Linked DNA regions of Homo sapiens: region 2 is linked to region 1. A link is an interaction called in ENCODE POLR2A ChIA-PET data of the cell type or tissue named here. Cell type or tissue: B cell. All regions are shown on one strand. Links, peaks and the distances in the headings refer to the core of each region. The heading gives the core; the rest is flanking DNA.

Region 1 (5,388 bases), core at 244-5,243:
TGTTGATGGGCACCAAGGCTGATTCCAGACTGCTTTCCACAGTGGCTGAACTAACTTACATTCCTATCTACCATGTATAAGCATTCCCTTTTCTCTGCACCTCACCAGCATCTGTTATTTTTTGACTTTTTAGTAATAGCCATTCTGACTGGTGTGAGATGGTATCACATTGTGATTTTGATTTGCATTTCTCTGATGATTAGTGATACTGAGCATTCTTTTTTTTTTTTTTTTTGACCTCTTTAGTTTTATATTGTTTCAGCTAAAACCTGTGATGAGGTCATTCTTAGTGAACTACTTATAACTAGTTAGTTCTTATAAATGCTGCCAATGTTTTTTTTTTCTTTTATTATTATTATACTTTAAGTTTTAGGGTACATATGCATTCTTAAAATATGTTTGTTGGCCGTTTGTATGTCTTCTTCTGAGAATTGTCTATTCATGTCTTTTGCCCATTTTTAATGCGATTATTTGTTTTTTGCTTGTTCAATTAAGTTCCTTAAAGGTTCTGAATATTAGACCTTTGTTAGATGTCTAGTTTGTGAATAAAATATTATTTTTTAATGCATCTATTTTCATTTTACGTATTTTTTTTTACAGTCACCTTGGTGACTGTAACACTTACCATCACTTTTGAAGAAGTGACTTAACAAAAGAACCCAAACAACATTTCTTCACCTCTGCAGACTCTTCCTCTCACAATGAAGTGGCTTCCGTTACTGGAATAATGTCAGGGAAGATAACAGCTTCCTCTAAATTCACCCTATTCAAATGTGTAATTCACACTTGTTCACAGACTAGAATAATGTACCTATAAAGTGTTTATTGGCTGTTATATAGCTCCTAGAGGAAGAAAATAAAAATGAAATGGTTTGTACGTTATAGTTTGTCAGAAGTATGATTGCCAATTATAATGATAAAATACTAATGATAGCTCACATTGCTAATATTTATTGAGCACTTACCGTGTGCCAAGCACTGTGTGAAGGCTGACAACAATCCTTTTAGTTAAACAGCATTATTGTCCGTAGGAAACCAAGATTTAGATAGCTAAAGGAGATTGCCTAGAGGTAGGCAGTTATCAAGTGGTGGACTCAGAATTCAATCCTGAATGTTTAACTCCAAAGCTCAAGCTCGTAATTGTTGTGTATTAAAGAGCCTGACAACTAAAGGATTATATATTCAGTTTCTCCTGCTACATTTGAAGAGGGATTTTAGAAAGTAACAATACTAGCAACCAATTATTGAATGCCAGGTAATACACTGAGTGTTTAATGTATGCTCTTTCGATCCCTATGACAATACTAAGGAGGAACAAATTTTATCTCCATTTTTCAGATGACACTGAGGTTCATGGAAATTAAGAAGTATATTTAAAGTCACAAAGCTATTTAAGGTCACAATAGCTAATTAAGCTATTAAACCAATGAATACCTAGATCTCTGCTCTTACTGCTTATTGCTGGTCATACTAGAGTATGTCCAGTGCTTGAATAGTAAGAGGTCTGGCAACCAGGTCATATGACTGAGAAAACTGGGTTATGTTTAACCTGACAGTGGTTGAAGGGAGGAAAAAAATCTTCAAATATCTTTTGTCACGTAGAGGAAGGATCAGACATATTTTGTTTTGCTCCAGAAGGTAAAAGTGTCTCTTGTAAATGTAGGCAATCTAGATTCTGAAATTGCAATTGCAGTTGCTTGCTTCTGGGAATTTTATTTAATTGAAAATAGAAATTGAATCTGTAAACCAAAAATACATAAACAAACAAACAAAAAAAACTAATTTGAACTCAGTTAAAGTCCCCAGGTGGCATCTATTACATGCATCTTCTGAAGACACCGTTGCATTTTTATTGTATTAGAAGAAACAACATTTCCAGAATATCAGAGGTGAAGCCTCAAGTCAGTTCTGTGTCTGCCAGAATAAAAACAAAAATAAACTTATCTTTCTTCTTGTTGTCCTAAGAATAAGGTATCAGTAGTTCCAGAGGAAGATAAGACCAACTGAGAGTGTGGGAAAGAGAATAACCTTAGTGTTCAAAGCTTCATAGGGCAGAGAACATTGGACAGGTCAACTAGTAATGCCTACCGCATCGTGTGGTGATGAGGAGGGAGAGAATGAACTGCTACACGTGAGGTTCTCAGAACTCTTTTAAGGAGGACGTAATGTTAAACTAATAAAACCTGGTGAGAAACAACACACAGGGGTGCCTCCGGAGGCTGGAGGGTGGGAAAAAGGAGAGGATCAGAAAACATAAATACCAGATACTGGGCTTAATACCTGGGTGATGAAATAATCTGTACAACAAACACCTATGACACAAGTTTACCTGTGTAACAACCTGCACTTTTACCCCTGAACTTAAAATAAAAGTTATTAAAAAAAAAAAGAAAAGAAAAACTGTGGGATAGCTTGGCTATACAATTATCAATATTCTGATATTTTCCAATTAATGCTGCTGTTTCTCATATGACCACAAAAGGGAGATTTGTTTCTTTTCTGTGTTTGAGATGGGCATATGGAATTCTTTAAAAACAAAAAGGGGAAATACCAAGAAATAAAATCAGGCAACTGAAGATATGCCTTCTGCCATGGAAGCTCAAAATTTTAGGATCTTTCAAGTTCTTCATTTGCACCTGGGACTTCAGATGCTTGGTATTGCTAAAAAATGTGTTCATTTTCTATTTCAAATAAATATGGAGATAATTATTTTAACAAAACAAAACAAAAACCTGGTAAGAGGGCTGAGCATGGTGGCATACCACTGTAGTCCCAGCTGCTCTCGAAGCTGAGGCAGGAGGATCGCTTGAGCCCAGGAATTCAAGGCTGTACTGCACAATGATTGCGCCTGTGAATAGCCACAGCACTCCAGCCTGGGCAACATAGTGAGATCTCACCTTAAAAAAAAAAAAGTATGAAAAACCTGTTGAGAAATGGAGCATCGACTAGGAAGCTGACCTGAGGAGGATCAAGAGACCCAGTGTTAGCTAGCCACTTCCATCACGGGACAGTGGCTGCTGTTAACCGGGCAGGGGGAGCATTCGGAGATAAACAAGGGAAGGTCTGCAGGTGCCAGGGAAGGTCTGCGGGCGATTTTTCTAATATGTACTTTGGCATGGTCTAATGTTGACTTTTTGCAAGGAAAAGGCCAGGTCAATCTTATTGTTCTTTCCTTTCTTTGAACTGTGGAATAATAGTGAGTGCCCTTGAACCTGTGGAGAAAAGGATAGAAAATTTGTTTTTCTTTCACATAAAAGGACATTGGGGCATGCCTTAGTCCCTAGCTGACAGTACTAGTCACTGTGCAGGGGAAGATGGCTTTCTGGAGCACACTAATTCCACTTCAGAACACAGAGCAAGATTAATTATGAAGAACTGATAACTCCCTACCTCCCTACTTCCCTCCCTCCTTCTCTCTCTTCTTCCCTCCCTTCTTCTTTCCTTCTTTCCTCCCTCCCTCCTTTCTTCTTTCCTCCCTTCCTCCCTCCCCTTCTCCTTCTCTCCTTTTCCCCTTCCTTCCTTCTTTCCTTCCCTCACTCCTTCCCTCCCTCCCTTCCTCCTTCCTTCCTTCCTTTTCCTTCTCCTTTTCTCTTTCCTTCCTTCATTCTCCTTTCCTTCCTTCCTTCCCTCCTTCCTTCCCTCCTTCCTTCCTTCTCTCCTTCTTTCCCTTCCTCCCTCCCTTCCTCCCTTCCTCCCTCCTCTTCCCCCCTTCCTGTCTTCTTTCCTCTTGTCCCTTCCTTCTGCCAACAAATACTTATCAGCACCTTTTGTATGCTGAGCCCTTGCTAAGTGCTGACAGTCCAGTGCTATAGAAAACAGACATGATCCCTGCCTTCTTAGAAGTTACAAACTAGTAATAATAAAGAAAAAAATATTTAATTACAAATTGAGATACGTGTGTAAAGGATGCACCAAGAAATTATAAGAGGGACTTGATTTAGATTGGTTCAAGGAAAGGAATCTGTGAACGTGGCAAATTAGCCCTGAAGAACATATGGTCTGGAGCAAGAGCTGGCAAGTCTGGCTGCCACCTGTTTGTGTGTGGAACACAGCCACACCATTTGCCTAGGTATTTTGGGCTGCTTCTGCAATAGAATGGCAGAGTTGACTAGTGGCAACAGAGACTGAATGGCTCACAAAGCCTACAATGTTTACTATTTTGCCTTTTACAGAAAAAGTTTGCTGACCCCTGGTCTAGAAAATACTTGAAAATAAGAGCTACAATATTTCATTTGATCCATGCCTTTTCAGGTAGGGTGGGCCGTGGACTTTGTATGACTGAAACATGTGTGGGCACAAATTACTTGGGTGTGATAATGTGTGTCTCATCATGAAGTAGACTCTAAGCAGACAAGAAACTTTCTCCAAAACTTGAGATTGCATATTTCAAATGAATTTCCTGTTTGTGGAAAGAGGTATTATGGTGTGGTGTTTGTAAGCTTAGTATTTGGAATTTGATTTTGAAAGACTATTTTGGATTCAGATCTTGGCTCCACCACTTAGGATCTGTGTTACTCACTCTCATTACTCTTCAATTTTCTCATCAGTGGGACAGAGGTATTGTCAGTGCCCATTCATATAGTTATTGTGAAAATTACCTGAGATAATGAAAAGACAGTACTTAGTACAATGACTGACATACAGTAAATACTTAATATATATACACTGTTAGGATTTTTAAGATACAAAATATTTTCATAAAATAACACATCAATTTTTGTGATGCTACTCCATAAATAATATTCAGTTTTTGTTTTTTATCCTAATAGAACAATTTTTTTCACAATGTCTGAGGATAAATAAAAGCAATGACTTCTAAGTCACAATTATACAATTTTTGGAAGCTAATTTTATAATATTTTGAATTTTTTTGCATGTTTACAAAATTAATTTTTGTTTTACTCTGGAAGTTTGAGGTAGATCTGCCCCCGTCTCCCTGGCCCCCCGCCCCCGCCGCAGTGCTATATTTAGCATGCTTCCTCCCACCTGCCTACAGCTTTGCATACCCTAAAATGCCCATTAAACTCCTTTTCATTCCTTCTGTCTACAGTCTGGGCCTATATTAGTCCTATGGCTTTGATTCCAACCCCACTCACACCATAGTTCTCTGGTTCATTTTCAGCTAGTTCATGAGTGGGTCTATTCTTCCAGCCTTTTCTTACTTTCCCTTTGTGGTCTACGGTCCTTGCATGGACATGACCACTTCCCAATGCCTCCCCACAGTCCTTCGTTCCCTGAAGTTCTGGCTTTGGTTCCACTTTCCCATGGCTCTGACTTGCAGGAGTGCTTGGTTGTAGGCTAACTGCCTTGCACACACCCTCATCAGCTGTCCGCTTTCCTGATGCAGACCTCAGCTCCTTGCTGAGCAATGGCATCCTCACCATGCTG
Region 2 (5,388 bases), core at 117-5,116, 56 kb before region 1:
AAATATTGCATGTTCTTACTCATGTGGAAGCTTAAAAAAGTTCATCTCATAGAAGTGGAGAGTAGAGTAGTGGTTACTAATAGTGGTTAGAAGCTGGGAAGGGTGAAGGGAATAGGGAGAGGTTGGTTAAAGGATGTCAAATTATAACCAGGAAGAATAAATTCTGGTGTTCTATAGCACTGTAGGGTGAGTATAGTTAACAATAATTTGTTATTTATTTTCAAATAGCTAGAAGAGAGGATTTTTTAATGTTCCCAACACAAAGAAATGATAAATGTTTGAGGTGATGAGTATGGTAATTACCCTGATTTGATCATTACACATTGCAAATATCAAAATATCACACTCTGTATCCCATAAATCTGTACAACCATTGTGTCAATTATTATGTCTTATGATCGCTTCAAATAGCCATAAACGTTAATTGGTTGTATTTCATATCTTTCCGATAATTTAGTCATGGGCTCTGAGTTTCTTTCTTAAGATGAGAGCCTTGATTTTCCATTTTTACACGTCTTGTAGGTTTCCTCCTCCTCAATGTCCTCCAGTTGGAGGCTCAAACCCACTTCCTCTTTAAAGTTTGCTGCATTTCCTGTCCATTCATTTCCCTGACTTTGGTGTCAGGTCTTATTTATTTAAAATTATAACAACTATAAGTTTTTTCTTTCTATCCCTGGGTAATGAATTGCAACAAGACTTTTCATCCCCAACACCTCCCCCTCCCCCAGCCCCTGAAAAAAGGAAATTTCTTCTGCTTGAAGGTACTTTTGATTGCCTGTGATTAAAAACAATTTTTTTTTGTTATCTGGAGATTATTAAAGAGCCAATGACTCATAGAAGGCATTGTATATTTACGTATATATTATACTCATTACCTAGGATGTTTACAGAATTTCCCCCTTGGGAGTTAATATGCAGCTGCGTTTTATTCCTCACCTGTTACCATTACCCTAATAGAGACAAGTCCAAAGTACCACGGAAACCCTTCAGGAGAAACAGCAAAACAGATGACAAAGCAGCTCATTTCTTTTCTTCTTAATGGTCTCTTTTTTTAAAATTATTTCCAAAGCAAATTTGAGTGTGTTTTGATTTTCCAGGAAGTAAATAACTTCTGATATTAAGACCGTTTAAACGTGGTTATTTTCCCCTTTGCACTGAATCGGATTAAGCCAACCAAGTATTTTGTGCCATATAAACATGGTCTTAATCTAAATATTCACCTCAAAACTTTCTTTGTAAACATGTAGTTTTGATGCCTTGGCTTCCAGCAGAATGGTAAGCTTCACATGGGATTTGGAGAAAAGGAATCAAACACTCCAGCGCTCCCTTTGGGAACTCCTTCCCTGGAATCCAAGGCTGCTTCAGGCAGGTCACCTTGATTCACCTATAGGTCAGGACAGGCCAGTTTGTACCAGATATTTACATGCTTAAATTACTGATCTTTTTTTGTTTGTTTGTTTTCAATGTGTCTCACACTAAATCACTGCATAGCTAAACATATTACTTTAGGATGAGTCTTTCTGACAACTTAAAATTTATTTGTAGTCTTTCTGGTTCTCTAATGAAGGAATAATAAACTCACAGTATGTAAGAAAAAGAATAGTTTTGGAATGGAGTTTTCTAAAGAATTTTAGAGGTTTTTTTTTACAAGTTTAAATGTTGGTGTAAATGTTCCATTTGTGTGGCAAATTAATTTTCCATGTGCATTCCCTTTATTCCAATGGTGGAGGATGTTGGGAGGGTGGACAGGGAAAATACACTCACTATACAGCTAATATCAATTCTGTGCCTGCTACTGACCACTCTAGGCTCTCAGGAACAAAGATGAGCAATGCACTTTCAATGAGCTGCTATACTGGAGAGAGAGGGCATGTAAATAAATCACTATATTACATTATGGTGTAGACATTGGAGAAATGGGGGTTCAGGTAAAAGACTGGGTAAATATAGAAAAGGGAACAATTAATTCTGACCAAGGCGTTAGGTAAGGAGAATTCAGGAGAAGCTTCAAGGTAGACTTGCAATTTGACTTTGCAGATGAATAGGAATTTATCTGGGTCTATAGGTTCTAGGAAGGGTGAACAGTACAGGCAGTTATAATGTGCTATGCTTAACCACTGTGGGGAACGTGCCATAGCCAGCATATACAACGCTCTGTGGATAGAGGAGAAGCTGGACAGGTGGGTTGGGACCAACTTGAGAAGAGCCTGGAAGAACCCAAGGTGGCTTTTATCAGGGGAAGGACCTGATCAGTTATGTGTTTTCTAATGTTACCTTTGCCGTGATGTGAAGAGTGGGTTTGAAAGGGGAGCAGTTAGAGGCAAAGTTAGGAGCTCATTGCAGTCATTATTTTTGTAAGAGACGAGGGCCTGAACCAGTCGTTGGTGGCAAGATTGCTTTTGAGAGAGATCCCCAAAGCCCAAAGGGCAGGGTTTGCTGACTGTGGCACCTAGAGGAGGAGATCCAAAAGGATGATTCTGAGGTTTCTACTGCAGGCACCCAGGTGATGGTGAATCTGTTAACCGAGACAGGGGAGCAAATTCGAAGTGCCTGTCAGGACTTTCACAAGGAGTTATTCAGCAGGAGACATTTGGAAATATGCGGCAGGGATCCAGGAGAGGTTGGGACAGCAAACACACATGTAGGAGTCATTGGGTTGTACAGGCAGTTCAGTGGGGTTGCGTTTTTAAGGGAAAGAGTGACTGATTAAGAAGTGGATAGAGGTGATGAATCTGAGAACAATGGATTCAGGGTATTGTTTCAAGAGGTTTGATGGTTAAGGGTAAAAAAGAGGGCAGTTGCCTGAGAGGTAGATGAGTAATTTTCTTTTCTGGGACTTGAATGCATGTGTGGGTGAAAACTAGTGGTGAGGAAGACAATGGCAATCCGAGAAAAAGGAGATAATTAATGTAGTGAGTTTGGACGAAAAATATTGGGGGGGTCTTCCTTTTGAGGTGGACAGGAGGAGGAAAGTATAGTAGATGATGAGATGAACTTAGAGGTGGATAGAAGAGAAATGAAACTTATTATATCTCCATTTGCTTAAAAGAGGAAGTCTGAGTAAAGGGAGGGTGGAGAAGGGAGTTTAAGGATACTTTTGAAGATGTGAGAGCTGCTTTGAAAAGTGGAAGAGACCGGCCGGGCAGGGTGGCTCACGCCTGTAATCCCAGCACTTTGGGAGGCCGAGGCGGGCGGATCACGAGGTCAGATCAAGACCTTCCTGGCTAACATGGTGAAACCCCGTCTCTACTAAAAAAAAAAAAAAAAAAAAAAAAATTAGCCGGGCGTGGTGGCGGGTGTCTGTAGTCCCAGCTACTCGGGAGGCTGAGGCAGAATGGCATGAACCCGGGAGGTGGAGCTTGCAATGAGCTGAGATCGCGCCACTGCACTCCAGCCTGGGCGACAGAGTGAGACTTCATCTCAAAGAAAAAAAAAAAAAAAAGTGGAAGAGATAGTCATGGGGATAAGAAAAAGTTTGCTGAACAGCAATGAGTCCAGCCCAGGCTGGGGCTCATTTGTCTGCAGCGGAGCCAAGCGCACAGCATAGCAGTGTTTTCTGTACTGCTGGGAAGCCTGCAATAAGCAGCCGGGAAAATGGGCAGGTGGGTTGATCCGTGGCTAGATATTGGCTGGGCAGATTTTGAAGAAAGATTTTCTTAGGGATAGGAAAATCAAAGATATTCTTGACTGGTGTTAGTGAATCAACTATGAGTCCTGGAGATCAAGGATAAGTAGTGAAGGAAGTAAAACTTGGAGGGGTTCTAGGGTTAGGGAAATCGGGAGGGGCAAGAGCTTGGAAGGCTGAAGGAGATGAATAGTAGAATAAGCAGGTTTAAACGAGAAAAGAAAAAGGAAATAATGTTATGGATCAGGCATAGTATTTTCATACATATCTAGTTTATCAATTCATAAGTCATTCCTTCAATAACAAAAATATTTATTTTTGTCTTATTATAAATATAAAATATCTTTATTTTGTTATATTAAATGGAACAAACACTTTTCAGTCTTATCCTGGAAATTGAATATTTTACTTAAAAAAAACCCCTCATTTTAAAACTTTGGCCAAGTTGTATATGGTTTATTTGGAGACACACACACACATAATTATTCAAGGGGAATAAAGGGAAGTTAATGAATTGGATTTTTTTTGCTCATAGCTAATTTATTCCCCATCTACTGTGGTAGTAAAATAAAAATTAAATATTTACAGTTAGCCTATCATTGTCATGTACCTGTTACAATTAAATAAAGTGAAAATTTAAAATGTAAGCTGAAGTTAAGTTTCCAACCTAAGTTTCTTTTAGCATTACATGTAAATAATGTATTTACCTATTACAACTTTCTTTTTCCCCTCATTACCATTTTTTCGTTCCCCTACATCGATATCTCTGTTACAAAGCAATGGTATCTATTTATACTATGCAGATCAGCTTCAATGATGTGAAGAGCTCACAGAAATAATAATAGACACATTTATTTGCATATTATGTTTCTGCTTCTGCAAGTAATATTCTTTCTTATAATGCTTGTATCTTTTATTTGGAGAACTTCAAGTGATCTGGAAGAATCCCATTGTATTCCATAAAGGAGAGTAGATGAGCAGATGGCTTCCACATCTGCAAAATGGGAATGTTCGTGGACTTCTGAAACTATATTGAAATTTCAGAATTCTCTGTGGCAGTTATATAATATGCTCCTTGAAACAACAGCATATTCAGGAATGGACTAGAATCCAGGCCTTTTGCCAACAAGCCATTCTTTAATCCTACTGAGGTCATTATTTTCTCTATTTCCTAAAGTCAACAACCTGACATTAAGGAAGCCTTTGCTATGCAGGTTTCTTTCAACCTATGTCTCTCTGTCTCTGTCTCTTTCTCTTTCCCTTTTATATCTGTTATTCAAATTACATTTATGTGTAGTTACACATTAGTTGTTCTCTCTTACCTCCATTCTAAGTTCCTTCACTAGATTTCAAAAATCGCTTACCACATCAAATACAGCCGAGGCCATCCATCCTTCAAGCTACCCATCATCAGAGCCATACCTTATATATTATTCTATTCCTCTCCATCACAACAAAACAAAGGAAAACTGATCAAGTGCCCTCAGCATTCTGGAATACAATCTCCCCCATCACCCCAGAAGTACTAAACCATCTTACTATTCTTTAGAGGGCTTTGAAGTTGGTACTTTGATACCAGTGAGCACGTATGTTGGTGCAACTAACTTCTCCAGAACAAGAGCCTTCTCCCTCTGCGATTGTACAGATCCAGGCATCTTGCTAATGCTTACAAATGTCAGATTTATTCTTCATTACAATGCTATTGAATATAACAAACTGGCCTCATCGTAAGAATCTCCTGGAGGAAGATATTGAAAACACAG

The links. ChIA-PET counts read pairs that join two places held together with the same protein. Peaks named below come from ENCODE experiments on the same cell type or tissue, not always from the same donor. Only the 100,000 strongest peaks of a DNase experiment are listed, where the experiment ranks them.
Region 2: POLR2A ChIA-PET joins it to region 1 with 6 read pairs; 2 of 35 experiments call an interaction of 5 or more read pairs at or near these places.

Annotation. Positions count from the first base shown.
Region 1 is chr1:184,859,836-184,865,223 of GRCh38, reverse strand. The region is part of intron 5 of NIBAN1 (niban apoptosis regulator 1); the gene reads left to right. Among named protein-coding and RNA genes, the nearest start is that of EDEM3, 110 kb to the right of the region's middle. In B cell, for the core only: no CTCF peak of the experiment used is centred there; no DNase peak of the experiment used is centred there.
Region 2 is chr1:184,915,257-184,920,644 of GRCh38, reverse strand. All of the region lies in intron 1 of NIBAN1 (niban apoptosis regulator 1), which reads left to right. Among named protein-coding and RNA genes, the nearest start is that of NIBAN1, 57 kb to the left of the region's middle. In B cell, for the core only: no CTCF peak of the experiment used is centred there; a DNase peak (open chromatin) is centred at 3,054.